Regions from separate parts of the Homo sapiens genome. Here regions 2 and 3 are each linked to region 1. The links are chromatin loops, found by intact Hi-C in ENCODE. Cell type or tissue: PC-9. All regions are shown on one strand.

What was found. A loop is a pair of places that touch in the nucleus more often than their neighbours do. Peaks named below come from ENCODE experiments on the same cell type or tissue, not always from the same donor. Only the 100,000 strongest peaks of a DNase experiment are listed, where the experiment ranks them.
Region 2: it touches region 1 in a loop (4-fold over the local background); 29 of 110 quality-filtered maps call a loop at or near these places.
Region 3: it touches region 1 in a loop (9-fold over the local background); 28 of 110 quality-filtered maps call a loop at or near these places.

Annotation. Positions count from the first base shown.
Region 1 is chr17:50,294,525-50,299,524 of GRCh38, reverse strand. No RefSeq gene overlaps it. Among named protein-coding and RNA genes, the nearest start is that of TMEM92-AS1, 9.2 kb to the right of the region's middle. In PC-9, CTCF peaks have their summits at 1,755 and 1,958; a DNase peak (open chromatin) is centred at 1,944.
Region 2 is chr17:50,024,729-50,029,728 of GRCh38, reverse strand. No RefSeq gene overlaps it. Among named protein-coding and RNA genes, the nearest start is that of PICART1, 29 kb to the left of the region's middle. In PC-9, CTCF peaks have their summits at 2,560 and 2,759 (motif pointing left); DNase peaks (open chromatin) are centred at 1,328, 1,948 and 2,638; H3K4me3 peaks cover 2,609 bases; H3K27ac peaks cover 3,719 bases.
Region 3 is chr17:50,167,249-50,172,248 of GRCh38, reverse strand. It overlaps SGCA (sarcoglycan alpha), which reads right to left. Exons shown (of 10, transcript NM_000023.4): 2 at 4,762-4,881; 3 at 4,513-4,667; 4 at 4,230-4,302; 5 at 3,677-3,875; 6 at 2,995-3,157; 7 at 1,898-2,106; 8 at 1,583-1,609. It also overlaps the pseudogene H1-9P. Among named protein-coding and RNA genes, the nearest start is that of SGCA, 3.7 kb to the right of the region's middle. In PC-9, CTCF peaks have their summits at 2,541 and 2,743 (motif pointing left); DNase peaks (open chromatin) are centred at 1,078, 2,398 and 2,798; H3K27ac peaks cover 2,202 bases.

The DNA of each region.
Region 1 (5,000 bases):
TATATTTATATGTGTGTGTATATGTACACACATGTATACATATAATATATATATGTACACACACACACACCCTGGTAGTCCCCGCTACTCGGGACCCTGAGATAGGATTGCTTGAGCCCAGGAGGTTGAATCTGCAGTGAGCTGTGATCATGCCACTGCGCTCCAGCCTGGGCAACAGAGCAAGATCCTGTCTCAGAAAAAAAAAAGAAGAGAAAGAAAAGGCGACAAGACAATATGGAGGATACACACATAATCTGATTTTTGTAAAAATGTTGTGGGCCAGGCACGGTGGCTCACACTTGTAATCCTAGTACTTTGGGAGGCCAAGGTGGGCAGATCATCTGAAGTCAGGAGTTCAAGACCAGCCTGGCCAACATGGAGAAACCCCGTCTCTACTAAAAATACAAAAATTAGCCGGGTGTGGTGGTGCATGCCTGTAATCCCAGCTACTTGGAAGGGTGAGGCAGGAGACTTGCTTGAACTCAGGAAGCAGAAGTTGCAGTGAGCTGAGATCACCCCACTGCATTCCAGCCTGGGCAACAGAGCGAGACTCCATCTAAAAAAAAAAAAAAGAAGTGTGTGTGTATAGAAAATGTCCAGAAGGATATTTACACAACACAATATTTATTGCTTTCTTCTTTAAATTATCCTATATTGTCTGATTTTTTTATAGTGAGCATGCAGAACTACTATAACCAAGAATAAACAATGCTGGCCAGGGGCAGTGGCTCACACCTGTAATCCCAGCACTTTGGGAGGCTGAGGTGGGCAAATCACCTGAGGTCAGGAGTTCAAGACCAGCCTGGCCAACATGGTGAAACCTCGTCTCTACTTAAAAAAAAAAAAATTAGCCAGGTGTGGTGGCGGGTGCCTGTATTCCCAGCTGCTTGGGAGGCTGAGGCAAGATAATCCCTTGAACCTGGGAGATGGAGGTTGCAGTAAGCAGAGATTGCACCACTGCAATCCACCCTGGGCAACAGAGCTCCATCTCAAAAAAAAAAAAAAAAAAAGGAATAAACAATACTGTGATTTCCACTTGGGGAAATAAAACTATCTTCATGTGCCCTCCTAAAAACATTGAGAGGCAGTGTGTTCTAAACCAGTCCCTCGCACTGGCTCTGACTGGCGTCCGGATTTCCTGGGGGATCTGGTAAAGTGCGGAGTCTGGGTCCGTAGGTTGCCAGCGGGGTCTGCAATCCTGTATTTCTAACAAGCTCCCAGCTGACCTGAGGCTGCTGGTCCAAGGACAACACTTTTGAGCGGTGCTATAAAGCAACCCTGGAATCAGGCCTCGGGGCCTGCCTTCGAATGTGACTTTGTCCCTAAGCCACATCCTGCCTTGGGAAGCAGTGTAGCTCTGCCTTGGGAAAAACACTCCACCACAGTGCAGGGCTCTTAGTTTCCTCTTTTGTAGAAGGTGAGACTAGAGCTGTAGTCGTTAAAACTCCCCGCTTTGTCATTGAGCCTTCTTGGCCACTAATGTGCCAGGAAACCAGCTTTTCTTTTTTTCTTTTTTTTTTTTTTTTTGAGACAGGGTCTCGATGTCACCCAGGCTAGAATGCAGTGGCTCAAACACAGCTCTGCAACCTCAACCTCCTGGACACAAGCGATCCTCCTGCCTCAGCCTTTCACATAGCTAGGATCAAAGGCACACACCACTATGCCTGGCTAATTTTTAGTAGAGATGGGGGGCTTGCTTTGTTGCCCAGGCTGGTCAACTACTGGGCTCAAGCGATCCTCCCACCTCATTCCCCCAAAGTGCTTGGGATTACAGGCGTGATCCACCATGCTCAGCCAGGAAACCAGCCTTTCAAGTCACTCCACCTGCCTTTTCATGAGAGGTGAGCCACTGGCCTCCCCAGGGTGGCCTTAGTTGCCCCAGGGGGCTGAGCCCCTGCTGCTCCCACCTGTGTGGGCCTCTGTCCCTCTGTGTCCCTGCAGTCCCTCTTGCCTCCAGGCGATGGCAGCAGAAGACAAGGAGTCCCAGAGGGCGGCCACCCACCGACTCCGGGTGACAGGTAGGCACTTGTAAACGTTTCCAGTGTCCATTAAATCAGTTACAAGATGAACCATACCAATTCAGATTCACATTCTTATTTCTTTAGGATTTCAACTCCAGCTTTTTTCTCCCCAAGAATTGAAGCCCTATGCTATATGGGAGAATTCAGGATAAAAAATACATCAGAGGCCAAGCATGGTGGCTCACGCCTGTAATCTCAACACTTTGAGAGGCTGAGGGGGGTGGAACATGAGGTCAAGAGATCGAGACCACCCTGGCCAACATGGTGAAACCCTGTCTCTACTAAAAATACAAAAATTAGCTGGGCTTGGTGGCGCACGCCTGTAGTCCCAACTACTCGGGAGGCTGAGGCAGGAGAATCACTTGAACCCAGGAGGTGGAGGTTGCAGTGAGCTGAGATCATGCCATTGCACTCCAGCCTGGTGACATAGCGGGACTCTGTCTCAAAAAAAAAAATTACATCAGAAACTATGCAAAGATTTTACCTGCCACCTGAGCTGACTCTCAGGTGCTAAATGTATAGTTTCAAGACAATGAAGGTCAAAGGGGAAGTACACTGGGCATTCAGGCCCAAGAAGGGAGGCAGTGGCTGCAGACTGAGCTGTCCTGAGAGTCAGACTTGGGCTGGGGGCTGAATGTTTATTTTGCATTCTATGCTCACATCCCTGTGGGGGTCTCACCTCATTTTCCATACATGGAAAGAGATTCAGTGAGGCTGGCACAGTGACCACTGTCACTCAGCTTGTTGAGTGGCAGAGCTGGGACTCTAAGCCTGAATTCTTTCCCCTACCCTTCTCCCTCCCCTGGGAGAAAATTTTCATTTTCTGACCCAGCTGCCCTACTCCTATTTACATTGAGATGGGTTTGTTTTTGTTTTTCTTGAGATTAAACTCAGAGTAGTTGAAAATGGCCTGAGACCACAGTGGTCAATAGTTTCCAGGACAGTTGTCCACAGACGGGTTTATGCTAAACCATATTAAAGGTGGAGGAAAACTGGAAACTTGAAATTCATTGAGGCCAAGATAAACTGATTCAAGTCCTGTTTGTCTTCTTTAATTTACTTGTTTTTGGACAGGGTTTCACTCTGTTGCCCAGGCTGGAGTGCGGTGGTGTGTTCTTGGCTCACTGCAACCTCTGCCTTCTAGGTTCAAGCAATCCTCCCACCTCAGCCTCTTGAGTAGCTGGGACTACAGGTGCACGCCACCATACTGGCTAATTTTTCTATTTTTTGTAGAGTTGACGTTTCACTATGTTGTCCAAGCTGGTCTTGAACTCCTGGGCTCAAGCAATCCATTCACCTCAGCCTCCCAAAGTGCTGGGATTACAGGTGTGAGCCACCGCACCAGGCCCTGTTTGACTTCTTACAATTTACTCCACTCCAGCCACACTGGCTTCCACATTCTTCCAACATACCAGACAAGCTGCTGCCTCTGGCTTCCATAGCTGCTGTTGCTCTGCCTAGATGTGTTTCCTCCATATCTTCAAGGGTCACTTCATCTACTGCCTTCAAGTCTTCTCTCAGACAACTAACTTTTCAAGGGGACTACCCTGACCTCCTGTTTACAACTGTATCCACTCTGCCTGCTACTCTTTTTGTTTCTTTTAAATTTTCACAAGGGCACTGTAATATATTTCCCGCACCTCTGATCTCCCTTGTTTTCCCCCATTTTTTTCTGTGGCACTCATCACCTTCTGACATACTATATAATTTGTTTATTATGCTTGTTAATTTATTTCTATGTTTACTATATTGTTTCGTTTTGTTTTGAGACAGAAGTCTCACTCTGTCATCCAAGCTGGAATGCAGTGGCATGATCTCGGCTCACTGAAACCTCTACCTCCCAGGTTCAAGTGATCGTACCACCTCAGCCTCCCAAGTAGCTGGGACCACAGACGCACCCCACCATGCCCGGTTACTTTTTTGTATTTTTGGTAGAGACAGGGTTTTGCCAGGTTGCCCAGGCTGGCCTCAAACTCCTGAACTCAAGCAATCTGCCTACCTTAGCCTCCCAAAGTGTGGGATTACTGGCCTCTACTATATTGTTATTGTTATTATATTTATTGTCTTGAATGCAGGCTCTGTGAAGACAGTATTTTTTTTTCTGTTTTATTCACTGTTGTATCCACAGAGCCTAAAACAGTGCCACATACTAGGAACTCAATAATAAATGAATGAATGAATGGATACATGAGTTAACTTGACGGTTACATGTCAAAATATGCAGGACCTATGACAGCAATATTACCCCATGGATAAATAAAATACACGTGGAATTCATACGTGAACATACAGCTGACATGTGGGGGACATGTGGCAGGCACTGGACAGAAACACAGCAGAGCTTTGAGGGGAACATGTAATGGCACATGTAGACACACATAGACTAAGTGACAGGATGTCCCAGACATGCCATGGGAATGTGAAGGCACAAGGTGAGTCCGCTGACAGATACATGATGGACCCAGGCAGGACAGGTGGCAGGCACATGGAAAGACAGGCTCGTCACAACTCCTTAGGAATGCTTAGACTTCCAGGGCCCTCTGCATTATAATGCAGAGGTCTGGTCGCACAAACCAATGCCTCTCCCAGACAAATCACTTTTGCTTTCCTTAGTTAGTCTAGCTTAGAATGTGTCCATTTTGTTTACTGTTTCAAACACGCAACTTGGCCAGGCCCCGGTGGCTCACGCCTGTAATCCCAGCACTTTGAGAGGCCAAGGTGGGCAGATCACTTGAGGTCAGGAGTTTGAGACCAGCCTGGCCAGCATGGCGACACCTTGTCTCTACTAAAAATACAAAAATTAGCTGGACATAGTGACAGGTGCCTGTAATCCCAGCTACTTAGGAGGCTGAGGCAGGAAAATCCCTTGAACCCAGAAGGCGGAGGTTGCAGTGAGCTGAAATTGTACCACTGCACTCTTTTTTTTGAGACTCTGTCACAGAAAACAAAACCAACTCAGTTTCATTGATCTTTTCTAGT
Region 2 (5,000 bases), 270 kb after region 1:
CTGAGGCAGGAGAATCGTTTGAACCTGGGGGGCAGAGGTTGCAGTGAGCCAAGATTGTGCCACTACACTCCAGCCTGGGCGACAGAGTAAGTAAGACTCTGTCTCAAAAATAAATAAATAAATAAATAAATAAAAATAAAAGAAAAGAAATAAACAAAACAGAGTTGTCTCCAAAGGGGAACACCTCTCTGGTGACTCCCTCTATGTCCTCCATCAGAACCTGGTCAGAACATCTGTCTGGTCTGGGGCTGCTGGGTATCCCCTTTGGCTCTGGAGCATGAGGCTACCGGTCCATTCCTGTCATTCCCCCGGGCGCTGAGGCTCAGAGCAGGGTGGTGACTAGCTTAGGTCCCACAGCAAGTGAGTGGCAGAGCCAGGACTGGAACTCGAGGTTCCTGGAGCCCAGCTCCACTTCGGCCACCACACTGTGGTCAGGAGCTGGGAGGTGACCAGAGGGCAGAGGGAGGGGCATGTAGGTATTTCAGGAACGGGACAACTTTGTGCAGGTACTGGACTCTATGCCCACAGATGTGCGTAAAGAAGATAGGTGGGCAGCCCCTCCTCCAACAAGAGAGGAGCGGGGTCCAGGTGGGGTGGGAGGCAGGTGAGCAGCTGACCCTCAAATCTAGTCCTGCGCCATTTGGAAGGAGGATTTGGGGAGAAATCTCCCCAGGGCAGCATGGAGACCTGGACCATTGGGGTTTGCTCCATCCCCACTAAGGCCCTTGGGAGGAGCTTAGATATCAGGACTGGGACCCTGGGAGCCCAGCGCTCCCAGGAGGAGCCCATGGCCAGAGAGGGCAAGTCCTGGATGCACAAGGAGATGGCGCAGAGCTGTGGCCATACCAAACCCAGCGTGCTTGGCTGTCTAGGACAGGAACAGTGGCCCTGTGTAGAACCCAGCCTGGTCTCCCCAATTCTCACCACAGACTCCAGGATGACAGAGAGGAGAGGGCTGAGCGAGAGAGGAGAAAATGGAGAGGAAGGACGGGTCAGAAAAGGGAAGACAGCCCTGAGAGGCGGGAGCTAGACAGGGGGTCCAAGGTGTGAGGGGCCAGGAGGCACATGGAGGGGAGCTGAGCCCAGGCGGGGAGGGTAGGGATGAAGCAAACCCAGACACAGGATGTCAGAGGCAAGCGGCATTCTTCCTCCCTGGCTAGCCCCTCCTCCACCCTGCCCACTGGGAATGTGCGGAATGTGATGAGCCGGTAGGATCAGGACTCCCACTCCACCTGGCACAGTGCGCGGCGGGGCGCTATGCCATCCCCACGTATCACAGGGGGGTTTCTTGGGGGTGGGGTGGAGAGATTTCAATGGACATTACCCTAATATAGAAACTGTGTGGAAGGTCTTGGGGAGGGGTGCCACTCCTGTGGGCCAGATGCCAGGGCTGTGGGCATGATCAGATGCTTTCCTGTTGAGCTGCTGTGAGTCAGAAGGCACGGGGCCTGGGTTGGTAGTTGGGGTGGGGGGCAGTGTCCCCAGTTGCCAGGGAAGCTGGGGCAGCAGGAGAGGGGAGGAGGGAAGCAATACAGAGTGGCAGCTGACACTCTCCTGGAGGACTGGGCACTGCAGCTGCTGGCCAAGGAAGTCCTCTGGGGGCCCCAAAAAATGACTCCACCCCTGCTGGATTTAGAGTCCCATGGAGCAAACTGGGGCTCCTATGGTCCTCACTGCAGCGGGTCCAGGGGCTCCACCAATTCAACGCAGGGCAGTCTCGAGGCGCGTGGGCACGCTCTGTGTCCTGCAGCATCCACGCCTGCCCCGCCCTCCCATAGATGCTCGTGGCCCTCCTCTTTGCACAGCTGCATTCACTCCCCTTCCTTGAGTGATGCAGCCCACCTTTGTTGAGGCTTGCTCTGTGGCAGGCACTGTGCAAGGTCCTGGGGCTTCAACAGTGAATCAGCTGAGGTCCCTGCCCTCCTGGGGCTATGCGTCATGTGGGGCCTGAGCCAACAGCCAAGACATGGATGCTTCTGGCTGAACGCTGGCCTCACAGCCGGAAGCAGGGGAGGGGCAGGAGCAAGGCTTGAGGAAAGCAGAAGGGATCCGGTGACCCTGAGGCCCCGGGACCCAGTCCTGTTCCAGGGATCCACTTTCTGCCCTGGAGAGGTACACGTCTGAGAAACGCTGCAGAACACAGCAGAGGGAAGGGAGAAGGGGGGCAGAGGGGTGGACTCGCGGTTTGAGGTTGAGCCTGGTTGGAGGAAGAACAGAGACGGAGAAAACCTCAGCCCCAGGGACCACTGTGCGGCTACACCTGAGCCCCACTGCGGGCGGCCTGAGCCCAGCATGGGAGGCCAGCCAAACCTCTCTCAGGGCCCACTGCCCGCTGGCTCCGCGGCAGAACGGAGGGCAGGGGGCGCTAGCCCGAGTGGCTGCCGTGGGATCCGATCCAGGCAGGCCCCGCCAGCTGCAGGACTGACCCACAGGTACCTGGCCGCCATGGCCCACTCTGGTCCCGGCACCCCCGCGGGGCTGCTGAGCAGGGAGGGCCGTGTGAGGTGCCCACAACAGCCACCTCTTCTGGGCCAGTTTTGGTTCCTCCTCACACTTAGCACAATGCCTGCTGGCACAAATGAGTCAAAAATGCTTGGGGGGAATCAAAGCTATGAATGAATGACGATTGAATAAATAAATGATGGATGGATAAACAAATCCATCAACCAACCAGTTATCGGAGTTCCAGCAGCCAATCCTTCAGAAATGGGCATGCTTGCCACCTGGTGGCGACTGCGCTAACTGCAGCCATGGTCAGGGCCAGCATCACCGGTCACCACACAGCAGAAGCCTGGGCTGCCACCACCAAGGCAGATCCCGGGGTCACCCTGTTCCTCCTCCTGCCTCTCAGCCATGCTGCCTTATTTTCCAGCACACTTAAGCAATTTTCTGTTATGTTTGAAAACCCTCTTAGGTAAGAGATTCCTTCCTCGCCTGTGCCCTTTGGAAACTCCTACGTATGCCCTGACCTTTGTTTTCGTCTGGTTCTCTTTTGTCCTCCAGGCAGAAAGAGCATGAGCGCCTCCTTCCCCTCACCCGGACAGGAAGGTCAGCCTGGCAAGAGTCAGGCCCTGGACCGGACAGGCAGGAATTCTGTCTGTCCTTCCCTGTCTCTTCCCCGACTTCTAAATATGTTAAGTCGGTTGGTTTGTCTCAGGGTGGGTCCTTCACTCCTGCTTCTGAATTCGTGTGAAGACACTTGGCCTGCTGGCTCCAGGCAGTCCCCATGGGCACCCAGGGCCCAGAGCCACACTCTGCCATTTAGAGCAGGACAGCAGTGAGGATCCACCACGGCCAGCAGTGAACACAACAGCTCTAATACAGGGAAATACCCTGGCCTGGAGACAGGAGACAGCATTATGTGGCTTTGGACAGGTCACAGGCCCCCTCTAGGCCTCAGTTCCCCCATCTGTGTAACCGGGGGTAACTCTGGTTCTGGCATTCCGTGGCTCTGCCTCTCCATGCCTGGCTGATGTCCACAGTGTTTCTTCCCTCCTTTTCACAGGTCCGGGCTTCATAGCTGCCCTCACTCCCCCTTGTCCTGCTCTCTAGCCCCAGGGCCAGCTGTAAAACACATGGTGGCTTTCAGGCATCCCTTTACTTTGTGTCCCTGTAAGGGGGGATCCCAGGTGTGGTGAGATCACTGGTTGCCTATCCCTGACATCCATTCCCCCTTCCTTGTTAGTTATAGAACCCCACTTTCATGTGGGGCAGCGGGAGCCTCGGGGTCCTCAAAGGGGAAGCCCATGATTGATCACAGACCCATCTCCATGTGACTCTTTCTCCCCTGCTCTATTTGAGGACCCTGTGGCCCAGTCTGGTTGACACATAAAATTTAAGCATCACAGCTGGGTGTGGTGGCTCATACCTGTAATCCCAAGCACTTTGGGTGGCTGAGGCAGGTGGATCACTTGAGGTCACGAGTTTGAGACCAGCTTGGCCAACACAGTGAAATCCCGTTTCTACTAAAATTACAAAAAATTAGCTGGGAGTGGTGGTGCGCACCTGTAATCCCAGCACTTTGGGAGGTCGAGGCAGGAGGATTGCTTGAGCCCAGGAGTTCATGACCAGCTTTGGCAACATAGCAAGATCCTGTCCCGAAAAAAGATACATATATATATATCTAAATTTTCTCTCTCTATATATATTTCTTTCTCTCTATATATTCTCTCTCTCTCCATATATATATATATATATATATATATATATATATATACACACACACACACACACACACGTATATATATATATATATACATATATACACACACGGGGCATCTAGCTACAGCCTTGGTTACCAGGAAGACAGTGGGTACTTGTTAGAGTTAGCTGCTGTGATGAACTCTCTCTCTATATATGTGTGTGTGTGTGTATACATACATGTATACAGGTACACACACATACATATATGCATGCATGTATGCATGCGTGCGTGCATGCTGCATGCATGCGTGCGTGCATGCTGCATGTATGCGTGCGTGCATGCATGCATGCAGCATGTATGCATGCAGCATGTATGCATGTATGCATGCATGCATGTTGCATGCATGGATGCATGGATGCATGTATGGATGCACGTGTACATGTATGGATGCATGTATGCATGCACGTGTACATGTATGTATACATGTATGGATGCATGTGTGGATGTATGTATGCATGTATGTATACATGCATGGATGCGCACATACATGTATGTATACATGTTGCGTGTATGCATGTATACATGTGTGGATGCATGCATGGATGCATGCATACATGTGTGGATGCATGCATGGATGCATGGGCACATGTATGTATGTATGTATGCACGCATATATGTAAATGCATGTATGTATACACGCATAAATGCATACACATACATGCATACATGCGTGCACACATACATGAAGACATGCAGACATGCATCCATGCATGCATACATGTATGCATACATATATGTGTACATGGATAATGCATACATACATGCATACACACATCCATACATTGTACATATGTGT
Region 3 (5,000 bases), 130 kb after region 1:
TGCACCAAGAGCACAAGTCTGTGGAGGCCAGCCGTGGGTGACCGTCCTTGATCCTCTTTCTGGCCACACAGGTAAAGGTGAGGGCCGGAGCTCAAGAGGAAGCCTCAGCGAGGACCAGGAACCGGGACACACCTCAGCCATCCTGTGAGGGGCAGCCCAGTGGAGACTTCCAGCCGCCCTGGAGGTCCTTGCACCCAAGACACTTCACCTACCCCAGGGAGAGAAGCAGAAAGGCACTTCGCCACTGTCTCCATCAGTGCTGTTGAACTCAAATACTGCCATGGGTGGAGGCCAGCAGGGCAGCGTGTCCCTAGCAAGACAGCGACTGGGCAACGCACCTGTGCCAAACCCTGCCAGAAGCCCAGCACGTCCAAGGTGATCCTGAGGGCTGTGGCGGACAAGGGGACCTGCAAGTATGTGTCCCTGGCCACCCTGAAGAAGGCTGTTTCCACCACGGGCTACGACATGGCCCGAAATGCCTATCACTTCAAGCGTGTGCTCAAGGGGCTGGTGGACAAGGGCTCAGCAGGTGACCGGCAGGGGGGCCTCAGGCTCCTTCACCCTGGGCAAGAAGCAGGCCTCCAAGTCCAAGCTCAAGGTCAAGAGGCAACGACAGCAGAGGTGGCGCTCTGGGCAGCGCCCCTTTGGACAGCACAGGTCACTACTGGGCTCCAAACAGGGGCACAAGCGGCTTATCAAGGGGGTTCGAAGGGTGGCCAAGTGCCACTGCAATTAATGAGGCAGGCCAGGCAAGCAGTCAGGGGTGCCAAGACCGCCATTGGCTCAGTGCAGTGGGAATAAAAGGAACATAACTTATTTCACATCTGCCTCCTGGAATCTAGGGTTCAGGGTATTGGGAGAGGAAGAGGGCTGGGGGCACATAGGAGGGGTAAGGCCATGAGTAGGGGAAACCAGGCCAAAATAAGAGAGGAAGGATTTGGAAAGGGCTGGCAGAATTGGAAGCACTCATAGACACCAGCTAGTCCAACCTCGTGATCTTGCAGGTGGAGCATCTGAAGCCAGAAAGAAGGGTGACAGAGTAATTGTGTGGCAGAGCCTGGCCTGGACCGCAGGTGTCTGACTCATACTGATACTGGGAGTCTCTTAAGTTGCTTCTCAAGCCCTTTCCCCCAGAGTGGCAGCAGGTCCCATTCCCCTGTGTCACAACAGGCTTTTCTTTTTTGGGGGAAAGAGTTTCACTCTGTCGCCCAGGCTGGAGTGCCGTGGCACGATTACGGCTCACTGCAGCCTCAATCTCCCAGGCTCAAGCGATTCTCCTATCTCAGCCTCCCAAGTAGCTGGGACCACAGGCATGCTCCACCACGCCTGGCTAGTTAAAAAATTTTTTTTTTGTTGAGATGGGGTCTCACTGTGTTGCCCAGGCTGGCCTCAAACTTCCAGGCTCAACCAATCCTCCCACCTCAGCCTCCCAAAGTGCTGGGATTACAGAGGTCAAGGGAAGGGGTGAGCATCACCCTGGAGTTATTTATTTTGTCTCTGCTGTTCATGGCATAGTTTGGTGGCGGGGTCCAACAACTGTCTAGGTGGGCTCCCACCCCACCCCCAGCTTTCCTTTACTCACTCGGAGGTAGCCAGGTCTCTCTTCAGCCTGTGGAAAAGTGAAGGAGAGGGTTAGCCCAGCTCTGGGTTTCGCCCCAAGGTGCCCCAGGGCTCCAATGTGAGTGGAGGTCTGTGTGCAATTATCCACAATGCCCTCCTGGTGCCAGGCCAGGCAGGTCTCAAGCCCCAAGTTGCCTAGAAAGGGGCCCCACACTCCTTTTGTGCCTGAGAACCCCATTCCCATGGTGTCTGGGTCCCATACAGCACAAGTGCCACTGTGAGTCCCATGGGTGTGAGCTCCAGCAGGTGCTCCCCCGCCCTTCATGCCCACATTCACCTTCCCTCCCGCCGGCAGCACATGACATAGGCCAGCAGCAAGGTGAGAAGCAGGGCCACCAGCAGGGGCACCAGGAGGGTGACCAGAGCATCCACCAAGAAGTCACGGTCTGGGGCCTCAGTGGGTGGGCAGAAGAACGGGTCATGCTCCAGGATCCCATCACCTGGGGTGGGCACCTCATCTGCAGGCTCCGGCACTGACTTATCCACCTGCACAGAGAGCTCAGGGCTGACGCAGGAAGTGGCTGGCTGGACACAGAGGTCCCCAGGAACATGGCAGGGGCCAGGACTAGGAGGCAGGAGACACAAAGTCCAGCAGAGGCGGGACAGTGCACTGGTTAGCGCACAGCTCTAGGGTCTGACCTCCTGGTTTGAATCCAGACTCAGACAAGTGCTTAGCTAGGATGATTATGTGCCTCTGTTTCATCACCTGTAATGTCAGAAGGATAATAGTAGCACCTGTCTCCTGGAGTGGTGGTGAGCATAAAATATGTTGATGGGACAGTGCCAAGCACATAGCAAGTGCTCAAGAATGTTGTCAATTACCAGTCGCTGGCTGTGGACCCTGAATGAGTCCCTGCTCTGTTGGTCAATTCACAGGAACAGTGTACACCAGCCGTGGGATCCTGTGAACCTCAGCTCAGTATCCAAAGAGCTGTTGTGAGCATCTTTGGTTTATAGTGTGAAGAGCTATCAGATCCTTGTTGTAAGTGGGTTTGCTAGGTGGCACCTTACAGAAAAGCAGACAGAGCTGTCACGCAGAGGCCCTTGGTAGGGAAAGGGTTTGGGAACTGGACTGTGATATAGCTGTTGACCTGGGCAGATCTGGGGCGCGGGAGTTGGAGACCCCACATGCGGATTGCGGACTCTGTTGCCCTCTTGTGGGGGAAAGGTAGAACTTCAGGGGTGTGTGTGTGTGTGTGTGTGTGTGTGTGTGTATCCTCAGACTAAGCCTGTGGGCAATACTGAGAGCATCAGGGAAAGAAATGGTGACTGGAGCAATCAGAGAGACGGAGATAGGAAGCAGCATGGGAGGGAAGGGGGACTGGGATGGGGGCCATGCCCCACCCCACCCCCGGACCCAGGGTCCCTCCTCACCAGGGTCACATTGCACCAGTCAACGCGGAAGTGGGGTGCCAAGGTGTCGTAGCAAGACAGAAGTGGAGGCTGGCCCTGGGCACAGCGGGCGTGGCTATCGGGGGATGCCACCATCTTCAGGCAAGTAGAAAAAGGTGAGGCAGAACCCACCTTAATGTATACCCTGGGACCAGATAGAAGTCACTGTCAGCAGAGTGGGGGCAGGGGGCACGAGGCACCACTCTGCCAGGGGTTGTTGAAACTTTCCTAATTGTAGGCTATGACCTGGGGATGGGATGAGGGAGACGCCTAAGAGGGAGGATTAAGGGAGGAACATGGCACAGCTGGGGTCTGGCAGGAGTCACAGTCCTCCCAGAGATCTGAGATCATGGTGAGAGTACACAGGGCACCCCATTCTTCTAGGGGGTCTTACCCTCCCTACTAAGGAATGTCTTTTAATGGATGTATCTGGTACGTCCTCATGAGGCACCAGGAAGTACAGAGTTCAGGGTAACTAGGGTCTAGGCTCTGGAAGGACAAGGAGATGCGGGTATAGCCAGAGGAGAGTGGTGAGGGGTGTGAAGCTGGGAGGTGGAGATGTGCGTGGTAAAGCCCCACCTGGAAATTAGGGAGACCCTTGTTCTATGCCCGCCACAAGCTGCATCCTCCTCTTTCAGGAAGTCCTCTAGGGTTGCACACCTACCCTTCTTTTCGGCCCTCAATGGGAAGGGGGACACGGCCCCCACGGTCCAAGGCAGAGGTGACGTTGAGCAGCTGAAGCTCTCCGGGCTCCCAGAGTCCCCCCAAGGCTGAGAGGAAGCGGCTGGCAGGTGTTGAGGGCAGCACCTCCTCCGCATCGTGGCTGCGCACCAGGAACTCGGCTTGGTATGGCAGCAGGGGGCCTGGGAAGGCCAGGTGGACACCTCAGGCTGCACCCAGCCCCAGCTCTGCCCCGCAAAGCCTCCTTGAAGCTCCTCCCCACATCCCTGCACACCCCTTCAGGCCCCTCAATGCCCCATCCATCACAGACCCCAACAAGCCAAGTCCCAATAGTCTCTGCAACGCAGCGAGTAACAGAACTCCAGAGCCTGGAATCCCAGCCCAGCACCCATTCCCTGAGAGCCTTGTCCCCACTTTCCAGGATGCCCTGCTCCACTCCTCTCCAAGCCTCTCCTGTCCACAGCCCCCTCCCCCTCCGGGAGAGATTCCCCAAGACTGGCATTGGTGGGGAAGGGATGGGGCACAGCTAGAGGTACCTTCTGGGTCCCCAATCTCCAGCACCAGCCTCTGCCGAGTGGTATCAAAGCTGTCCCGATTGTAGGCTGTGACCTGGGGGATGGGAAAGACATCTGAGAAGTGGGTTAGGGGAGAAACGTGGCACAGCGGGGGCCTGGCAGGAGAGGACTCAGATACCAAATTAGAGGTATGTAAATTATATGTAAATGACTGTGAATGAGCACCCAATCCCAATTCATAGGGCTGCTCCTAGGAGGCCACTCTGGCCCACCCCTGTGATTTTCTCAGGGTCCCTGACGGCACCTCAATGACCTGGAGCCCACGATCTTCTGGGGTGGCAGAGCCGTAGAGGAAGCCAGGGTGGTGGGGGCTGCGCTGGGTGTAGCGGAGCCACCGGGGCAGGTCTGGGTGTCCCTGGAGGTGGGCGTGGTAGGTGATGTGGACAGCGGGTGGGACAGCTGGTGGAAGCGAGGAGAGGGGATTCGAGTCACAGCAGGAGCCCTGCGGGGTACACCCCAGCCCGCCCGCCTGGGTGCCTGTCAGGCCGCTCACCGACATGCTCAGGAAGGCTCAGAAACGTCTCATGGTCCAAGGTGTGCACAAAGACACGGCCCACAAGTGGGTGTAGCGTGGTCTGCTGGGCCTCGGTGTCCCCCAGCCCTGCCAGGAGAACTGTGGGGACCCCACAAGTCCCAAACACACAGGCCAGCCTCAGTCCTGGGCAGGGGATAAGCTCCCTTCCCCACCAAGTCCTTGGAGCCCCTAAGGGACCGAGAGAAGCGCTTCCTTTG